2 separate regions of the Homo sapiens genome follow, and region 2 is linked to region 1. A link is a contact called in ENCODE Hi-C or POLR2A ChIA-PET data. All regions are on one chromosome and are shown on one strand. Each heading gives the region's core, a stretch centred on a gene start or an enhancer-like site at or near the end of the contact. The rest is flanking DNA. Distances are from core to core; before and after follow the strand shown. Region 1 overlaps MAML3 (mastermind like transcriptional coactivator 3). Region 2 overlaps MAML3 (mastermind like transcriptional coactivator 3).

Region 1 (4,802 bases), core at 908-3,407:
AACACAAACACACACACACACACACACACACACACACAGAATGATGATTTCACCAAAAGTTGTGATATATCAATAAGTAGGAAGATGGAAGAAGAGGAAGCGTATCTGAGAGGCAGAAAGAGAACTGTGGGTAGGTCTCCCTGTTCCATGGTAGAAAGTCGATAAGTAGTATCTAAAACATAATAATCAAGAGATAACTGCAGAAACACGTTATTTAGAAGTACAGATTCATACTAGAAGAAGTAGCTAAAAATTTGTAAAGCTTTGGAGAGCAGAAATCAGGATGGCGATGATGCTTCCTATCATATAAGGCTTATGCCTTACAGAACTCTGTGATCTCAAGTTATGTAACTACTAGCTGGCTAAAGATACTGACTAAAAAACAAAACAGCCAACTAGTTATCCCTGAACACCTAATCAGACTGAAGGTGACTCGAGTGTGTTTAATTCCCTCAGGCTTTGGAAGCCATCCCGAGAGGGTTTCCTGTCACGGGGGACGATTTCAAAACTCCCAGCACTGCTTCCCACAGATCTGTGCCCAAGCTTCTCTTGATTTGTGGCTGCTGTGTAGATATGAACGAACTGTAATGAACTGTGTGGTTCAGATACTTTTTGGTACAGCTACGATAGCTGAAAGGTGGGTAACACCCTCCCCCCACCACCAAGACTTGGTAGGCAATGCTGATAATGTAGTTTCTGGGGCACACAGTGGCTGGGAGTTTTCTGGGGACCTTCCAAATCCTACCTGCATCTGAGCTTTGTGACCCTCCCTTTGGATTCTTGCCAAAATAGTCCAGCAACTGCTCTTCCTTCCCACACCCAGTAAAGAGCGTAGGGCTGGAGGAACCTGGGCAACGGAAGACAAAGGGAATTTTCTACAGAGAGTTTTATATGCTATTTCCATGGCTGTGCTATAGAAATGAAAGAGTATCATTAGGGTTTAGAGTCTAATGAGGCAGCATTAGATAGGCCAAGGAAAAGTCACTCTATGTAAAATATAATTATCTGGAGAAGAAAAGTGAGTGTACTTGGATTTAGACCACATGAGAGCCAAAACCTAATTTTGATGAGAAACTAAAATTCTGGCTATGCAAAAGGCAGACTAGGAAGCTAGAAAGCCCGACTTATGAATAAAAGACAAATAGGTCTGTTCTGGAACTTGGTGTCCACTTAGTATCCATAACATGGATGGTTTGTAAATTCAGGAATAAGGGAAGGTAAGATCCTGAAGTGTACTGTGCTTGCTAAAAGAAACTGTTTTCAGGAATGAATCATTTCTCTTACAACAGGTAAATATGGCCTGCTGAATAATAATAGCCCACATTCATTCAGAGCTTATTATGTGCTAGGCACTTTAAAGTGCTTTATAAATACTAGCTTATTTAATCCTTAAAACAATTTTATGAGATATGGACTATGACATTTGCGTGAGAGGTAAAAGTTTCTATTTTATAAAAGAAAAGACACAAAGAAATTAAGTAATTTGCTCAAGATTACAGATAATAACTGGCAGAAAGGAATTCAAATCTGGGCTCCAAAAGCCCAGGTTCTTAATAGATCTATCTCCATCAATTATAAAATTAATACAATGATCAGTATGCAGAGGCCTAGGCAGAATAAGATATTCTGCATTCATGGTGCATTTTTTAAAGGTACTACTACTACTACTTTGTGTTTAGTATATACTTCAGATTCCAGTTCAGGTTTCCAGAACTCAACTGGGACAAAGTTAAAAGTTTTAGTTCAAAACTGAAGTTTCCTCTGAAGACGAGTTTCAGAAATCAGATCCTGGCTCCCTGCCTTGCCTACAATTCATCTTAGACCTCAGGAGATAAACACCAGCTTGAGCAGTAACACAGCAACAATACGGACGACGATGAGCATAATAAATAATACTTCTAACGCTTGAACCCTTGTGCTACCAGGAAAAAAAATAAAACACTCATTGTGTCGAATGGTAGAAATATCACATCTGTGCATATATTCACCCCAGCTCCAATATAATTCTAAGACTGCCAAGCTCTGAGACCTAGAAATGGTGAGTCAGTCAGGAGGGGAGGAAGAGAGGGGAGTGCGAAGATAAAAATAGAGATGTTGATTGCATTGTTACTAATTCAGTTTAGCTCCAACAGCCCAGCGTGGTGAGTCAACAGCAGTGACAAGACACAAAGAAGAAAGAAGCACCGTGCTCTGAGGGGCTGAGCGGAGGGGATGCAGACGGTCACATCAGTAACTTCATGCCAAAATGAAACCCGCAGCATCGAGGCTGTGGTGTGAGTTCAAAAACAAACAAGTGAAAGTGCCGAGGGATAAAATGGGCTGAAATCGATGAGCAGCAGTGCGGCCGACCCTCTGGTAAAAAGCTGCCTTTTGTAAGAATCCCCTGATTGTGGGGGATGGGGCCTGCAGATCGTGAGCTTAGAGGCCAACTTACACCATTCGAACAGAGTATTGTTTTCTCTGGGGTATAAGGCTTACTGTGATTCCAGACGTGTCGCCATGGCAGCGGTGGGGGAGGGAGAGAGGAAAGGAGGAACAGACGGGGGTCACCAAGGTCCTAATTCTCATGCAAGGGCCCCCACGGCTCAGCCCTGTCTCCCTGAGAAGTCCAGTGTTGTGCTGCATCTTCTTTCAAGACACCACTGATGTCAATCCAGTTCAATTTAATAGATCTCGAGTGCCTACTAAGTGTAGGTCTTTCACTTCTAATTAACATTAGCATCTGTTAAAATACCTAACCTCTGCTTGGTTCTAGAAAACTAAAAGGGAGAAAAAGACCTAGATTCCACGCTCTCAACATTTATCTTGTCCTATTCCCAGACTGTGTGGCTATACAGGTTAAAGATACATAGCCACACGGAGGGAATATAATGAATGGATGTATGTGAATGTGCTAGTCATTCCTAAATGCTAACTTTATATTACAATTAGAAAGAATGAGAGTCCTTTTGCATTCTTAGAGTCTACTGTGATGGTCTTCCTCCTTCTAGTTTGTCGCCTGTGTACAACACAGGCTAGGTGCTAGGCGACCCTTCTGAAACATACCTCTGCCATGATGTCACTCTGACTACCTTCAATGGTGATCCAACACCATTAGCTTGGAAATCAAGATCTGCCATAGCTGGTTCTGATCCTATCTACCAGTCTTCCTCTTCTGTTGTTCAAATGCTTCTATGTACTTAGAAGGGTGTAATAGGTAGAGTGAATGGATGGATGGATGGATGAATCATAAAACAGACAAACAAACATCAAAAAACTCACTTCCATCTCCATTTGTTGGCTCAGGGGTCACCATATCTCCCCTTCGAGAATAATTTTTTTTCCGTGGCTTTCATCCATGCAAATTCTGCCAGGGTCTAGGTTATACCTCAAAATCCATATGATCCAAATGAAACCCATGACCTCCACCTTCTGTATGTCAGTGACTGGGACCACTGTCGTCAATCTGGTTTCATAAGCCAGAAACCTAGGTTCCATCCCCATTTCCAAATATTGCCAAAGCCCTTTCACTGTCACCTCCTCCATATATATCACCTCCCTCTGTTTACATGTCCTATCCCTCCATTCAGTGATTTTTCAGATCAGAGGACTGAAGTCACCTCCAAATGAATCTCTTCACATCTACTCCCCTCCATCAGTTTTCTATGCCGGGTTAGGGGGATGCTTTAAAATGATCCTATCACACTCCTCCTTGAAACTCTTCAGTGACTTTCCACAGCTCTCAGGAGAGTGGGCAGAATCTTACCACCAACGCTGAAGCCATCTGACCAGTATGTCTTCCAGCTTTGCCCCACCCCACTTTCCTCTGGCTCTCTGCACTGGCCTCCTGGCAGCTCCACCTGCTCACTGTGTTCCTCCCAGCCTTGGGGACTCACTTACTGCTTCTTGTAGTTATGACTTCTTGTAGCTGGAATGCTCTGCCTCAGCACCATCCCCAGCTCATCTCATCTGCTGGTATAGTGGTTTTCAAACTTGAGGGTCTATCACAATTGCCTGGTGGGTTTGTTAAAATGCCACAATACTGGGCACCACTCCTGAGAATTTCTGATACTGTAGGCCTGAGGTGGGACCTGATCATTTACAATTCTAACAAGTCCCCAGGTGATGCTGATCCTGCTAGTCCTAGAACCACGCTTGGAGAATCACTGCCCCGGCTACCGTCTATTGGTTTTCCGGATCTCTGAGAAACCTTCCTTGACTGGCACCTCCCTCACTAGGCTAGCTTAGACATGCTCATGGCTGTCTACACATTTCCTTCACAGCACCTGTCCTCATCATGGGCTGTAATTATGTATCTGTGTGATTATTTCATTAATGTCTGTTTTTGTGGTTAAACTCCTGTGCCTGTGGTTAGGCAGCATCTCTGTTTTCTGTCCCCAGTGTTTACTAAGTACTTTGCCACATAGTGTGTGCTCATAAATATTTGCTAAAGCAGGACTAATCTCTTCCATGAGATTTTTTCTAACTAATTGAGGTCATATCACAATTCCTTCCTACTCATGACTATTTTACTTAGGAGAAGTCCATCCTCCTAAGAGCTGATACATTTTAGAGGTTCCCCAGGAATAGGAAAATCATCAAACACTACAGAATACCAATGAGAGTTGGAGAAAAATTGTCATTGTCAGAACGAAGGAAGTTGTTACAAAAGACACTAGTGCCTGCTATGAGGCCCACTTCCTTGTGTTGGGATGATCAAATGGGATATTATATGGAAAGAACTTAGTGTAATACCTAGAATGAAGCAAATACCCCAAAACATTCACTACTATTATGGATTACAGTAGCCTTTGCAACCTGGG
Region 2 (4,802 bases), core at 1,158-3,657, 160 kb after region 1:
ATGGGATGCTGCCACAATTGTCTCTCCCTTGGAGACAAAGAATGGTCAAAAACCACTTGCTTTGATAAATCTTGCTGAAGCAACAAAAATAGCTGTGTCATGCAGAGATGATAGAATTACCTTTCACCATTACATCAGAACAAAAACCTCCAAGAAAGGCAAAATTTCTCATTCTCCCATCTAACTACATTCACAGGCAAATCCCTAAAATTCAAGCCAAATTACATACAAGTATTTTACATAGCTTTTTGCATTTAGAACATCTGTTAATTCAAAATGTGGTTGATGAATTAACGGCCTACAACGTTCCTTTAAAACCAAACCACCTAAAAATCAATTTATTCTTACATTTAATAGTTTTTTTTTTTTTTTTTTGAGACAGAGTCTCGCTCTATCACCCAGGCTGGAGTGCAGTGGCGCTATCTCGGCTCACTGCAAGCTCCGCCTCCCGGGTTCACACCATTCTCTTGCCTCAGCCTCCCGAGTAGCTGGGATTACAGGCGCCCACCACCACGCCCAGCTAATTTTTTGTATTTTTAGCAGAGACAGGGTTTCACAGTGTTAGCCAGGATGGTCTCGATCTCCTGACCTTGTGATCTGCCCGTCTCGGCCTCCCAAACTGCTGGGATTACAGGTGTAAGCCACCGCGCCCGGCCATTTAATTGAACTTAGTAAGTGTCTGTTACATGAGTACTATGTTAACCACTATTATAGGAGATTTTGGAGAAGTATAAGGCATGTTATCATTCCTTAATGTACTTATAATTTCATTGAGAAAGGCAGTGTACACATTAAACAGCTAGTTGAGCGAATTTGGCAATATCCTAAACATTGCTGGGCTTCTATTTCCTCACTGGTAAAATGAAGGAGTCAGAAGAGATGATTCCCGAGACTCTTCTAGGTCTCAAGTTCTATAAACCTTTCAATGCCTACGTAGAAAACAATCCAAGATAATATATGGTGAAGTCCAGATAATATATGGTCAAGTCCATATATTATATTGTATTTATTGATAAATAATCAATACGATAGGAGGTCAGAGAAGAGAGAGATCAATTTTGAGGTGGCAAAGGTTTTCTGGAAAAAGAAACTTCAGCTTGGACTTGAAGGACGGGTAGAATGTGAAAGGGGCAGGAGGTGGTCACTGTTTACTAAGAGTGCAGAGGGCTTGTGCAGGGTGACTGGAAAAATTCTTGATTAGGGACAGGGAAGATGAGTTTGTATTTGTCTCTGTGGATAAAGGGATTATATGTTGTCAAGTGGTGGATTTAAGTAGGGGAAGTGATATGACGACTTGGTGACATGATCCTATTAACCTGCAAGTCAGATCACACCATTCTCTTCTCAGAGCCATCCAGCAGCATCCCATCTCTCTCAGATAAAAGCCAAAGTCCTTGCAAGGGCTTGCAAGGCTTTGCAGCATCTGCTTCTTCCACCCCTATCAACTGTCGCCTTATGTCCTCCTCTCCCACACCAGCCTCCTCAGAGTCTTCCTCATATACCAGGCACACTTCAAGCATTTTCACATGCGTTTCCTCTGCCTAGACTGCTCTTTCCTCAGGTATCTCCATGTTTGGCTACTCCTTCATGTAATTGCTCAAATGTCACTTTTCAGTGAAGCCTTCCCTATCACCGTATCTAAAATTGCAGCCTACCCTTTCCATACACACAGGCTCACACATGAACACGCGTGCAGGCATGCACACACACACACCCCATATACCTCCTTATCTCCCTTCCCTGCTCTACTTTTTTCATTACATCTACCATATTCTACCATGTGATATGATTTATTTACTTTCTAAAATGTCTCTATCCACTGCCCTCCTCCCTTAGGTAGTATAAACTCCATGAGGAAAGGGGGTTTTGTCTGCTTTATTCACTGCTGTATGTCTCAAGCCTAGAACAGTGTCTGGCCTAGAATAGGGGCCCAGGAACTATTTGTCCAGTGAATGAAGGCATGAATATAATGAAAAAGGTGTGAAGTCATTAACCTCACAGATTGAACTGCAAAGTGGAGGGCCTAGAGGTTATGAAAACTTGGACTAAAGGAAGGCAATGGGAAGAAAAAAGGAGCTGACTAGGAGAGACTTCATCAAGAAATAACAACCAGGGGCTGTTAACTATCTCAGTGTTCAGGCCTGGATTAAAGGAAATATATTCACCATGGGAATTAGGAGAATGTTAGGGGCAAAAGAGGAACTGAAAATGTACTGAAAATAAAATGATGCATAGTTTTATAAACAAATATCAGTCAGATTTAACTTCAGTTGTTTCCAAACATAATTGATTGCTATTTTCTTCCTGCTTACATTTCTGAGAATGGCTAAAAGGAAACTAAAAAAGAAGGAAGTGGGAAATGTGTAACGTGCCATACTTTCCTTTTAAGGCAACTTCAGCCTGAATGCTGGGCAAAGCCTCCCACATTTCACAATTTGTTCTCTATCAGCTCTCAGGAACACAAAATACAGGAAAGACAGATCCTGTTCTTCTGGTTTTTTTTCTTTTCTTCTTCTTCTCTTCATTATGTTTTCTCCTCCCCCAAAAACAGTAATCAGAGCAGATGACAAGAAATCTTTTTAACATCAGCCTTGGTGTAATAAGCATCTTGGAAATGGAAAAAGCAAGAGGGGATGTGATGAAGTCTTTACCAGTCTGTGCAGATGTTAAGACTTTACTAGAGCCACAGCAAGAAAGTACTATTTATGTCAGGTTAATATCTTATTCATACATTTCTTTAGAAATTATGAAGGCATAGTACATTAACATCCAGTCATCCAATATTACTTAGAATCATAGGTGATACCTTCAGGAAAAAAAAGGTGGATGATCTTATTTCCTGATTGAAGAAATCTCAAGTACAGTTGAGAAGCCATATGTGGTTAGTATGTACTTAAGATATGAGCTTTAAAAGCAAGTCCTACATTTCTGCAAATTCAAATTTTACTATTACCTCTTTTAAAATTCAGTGTTTTTTAGAGGCATTTGCTTAATTAAGTTTGATTCTATACTTATTTTTCTGCCTTTTAAATACATACCCTAAATTAAAACTAAATCAGTGGTTCTCAACTAGGGTGATTTTTTTTTCCCTCCAGGGCACATCTGGCAATGTCTGGAGATAGTTTTCACGACTGTGGGGAGAAGAGGGTGTCACATCCATTAAACAGAGGCCCAGGTACTATGGTCTGAATGGCTGTATTCCCCCAAAATTCATATGTTAAAACCTGATCATCAATGTGCCATATTAGAAGGTGGGGCTTTTAGGAAGGGAATCAGGTCGTAAGGGCAGAGCCTCATGAATGGGATTTGCCCTTATAAGAGTTCCTGGTGAGCTGCTTCGGCCCTTCCACCAGGAGACATGCAGCAAGAAGGCACCATCTATGAACCAGGAAACAGGCCCTCACCAGACACTGAATCTTGATCTTCAACTTCTCAGCCTGCAGAACTGTGAGAAATAAATTTCTGTTGTTTATAAACCACCCAGTTAATGGTATCTTGTCATAGCAGCCCAAATGGACTAGGGATGCTGCTGAACATCCCAGAGTACGCAGGACGGCCCCCGCCACAGAGAAGAATCTAATTTAAAATGCTGATAGTGCCGAGGGTGAGAAACTCTGGCCTAAATCATCTCTGATAGAGATCCCCAAATTATGATAAAGCAATAACCATTTTAGTCCAAGTGTGTCCTTCACATAAGACTAAGGAGTGGAAGAGTGGAGCTCTGCAAATTGCATTGTTTAAAAATGCAGTCAGACCCTACTTTGGAACATTCTGCCCTTACTGGTAATACTAATTATGAACATATAGATTAAGTCTCCAGATAAGAATTAAAAGGATGTTCTGGCCAGGCGCGGTAGCTCACGCCTGTAATCCCAGCACCTTGGGAGGCCGAGGCGGTTGGATCACCTGAGGTCATGAGTTCGAGACCAGCCCAGCCAACATGGTGAAACCCCGTCTCTACTAAAAATACAAAAATCAGCTGGGTGTGGTGGCATGTGCCTGTAATCCAAGCTACTCAGGAGGCTGAGGCAGGAGAATTGCTGGAACCCAGGAGGCAGATGCTGCAGTGAGCCAAGATCTTGCCACTGCACTCCAGCCAGGGCCACAGAGTGAAACTCCCTAACAAAAAAACAAAAAACAAAAAACAAAAAAAAAACAAAAAAAGGATCTTCTATGCTCTTTTCTGTTCCTACACAGAAATTACAGGAAATTCATCACAGAATCAGTGAACACCAAAGCTGAAAGGGACTGCAGAAGGTAGCACAATGGATCCTCTCACTTTACTGATGGGAGGGGAAGTGGTGCAGACTGAGGTCACAGTCTTGCTTTCAGGCCCCAGCTGGTCAGTTTCAGAGCTTGGATTAGAATTCACTCCATCCCTCAGGTCTGTGCTCCTTCTCCTTGACTCGGAAGCAAATGTGAAGAATGGAGCCCAAGAAGGTTACAAAAAAAAGTCTTTGGACCAAAGTCTCTCTCTTGATTTCAGCCTCAAAGGAAGTGAGCTAATGTGGAGATGCATGGCACTCCTGGCTCCCCATCTTTGGGAGTGGTGAGCCTCCCAAGCACAGGAAGATTCAGCACCAACTCTAGCTGCAGATCTATCCCAAGGCCCAGATTGCATTAGCCAAGACCTCTCCAGGAAGCCTGTTGGAGTGAGCAGAGAAGAGCCTCAACAGGTGGCAAGTGGTCTCAAGTGCCACTTCTCTCTGAAAGGAAAGTCCTGCAAAAATGAAAATCTGCAAATGCTTTAAAAACGAGTGGCAGAGGATGGCGTCTCTGCCCTTTCTCCTCCTGGGTAAAGG

The links. A loop is a pair of places that touch in the nucleus more often than their neighbours do. ChIA-PET counts read pairs that join two places held with the same protein, here RNA polymerase II (POLR2A).
Region 2: a map of endothelial cell of umbilical vein shows a loop between it and region 1 (10-fold over the local background). The contact joins two enhancer-like sites. A Hi-C loop is called at or near these places in 2 of 168 maps with a recorded cell type or tissue (cardiac septum and endothelial cell of umbilical vein). POLR2A ChIA-PET finds 5 or more read pairs at or near these places in 1 of 52 experiments (Caco-2).

Annotation. Positions count from the first base shown.
Region 1 is chr4:139,814,019-139,818,820 of GRCh38, forward strand. The region is part of intron 2 of MAML3 (mastermind like transcriptional coactivator 3); the gene reads right to left. Among named protein-coding and RNA genes, the nearest start is that of MGST2, 150 kb to the left of the region's middle. RefSeq lists enhancers at 1,735-2,304, 2,305-2,872. Within about 2 kb of position 2,158, at least 16 of the 41 ENCODE cell types and tissues checked have a DNase peak (open chromatin) inside an H3K27ac peak, as active enhancers do; they include endothelial cell of umbilical vein, where a contact is called at or near this core.
Region 2 is chr4:139,973,749-139,978,550 of GRCh38, forward strand. The region is part of intron 1 of MAML3 (mastermind like transcriptional coactivator 3); the gene reads right to left. Among named protein-coding and RNA genes, the nearest start is that of MAML3-AS1, 150 kb to the right of the region's middle. Within about 2 kb of position 2,408, at least 10 of the 41 ENCODE cell types and tissues checked have a DNase peak (open chromatin) inside an H3K27ac peak, as active enhancers do; they include endothelial cell of umbilical vein, where a contact is called at or near this core.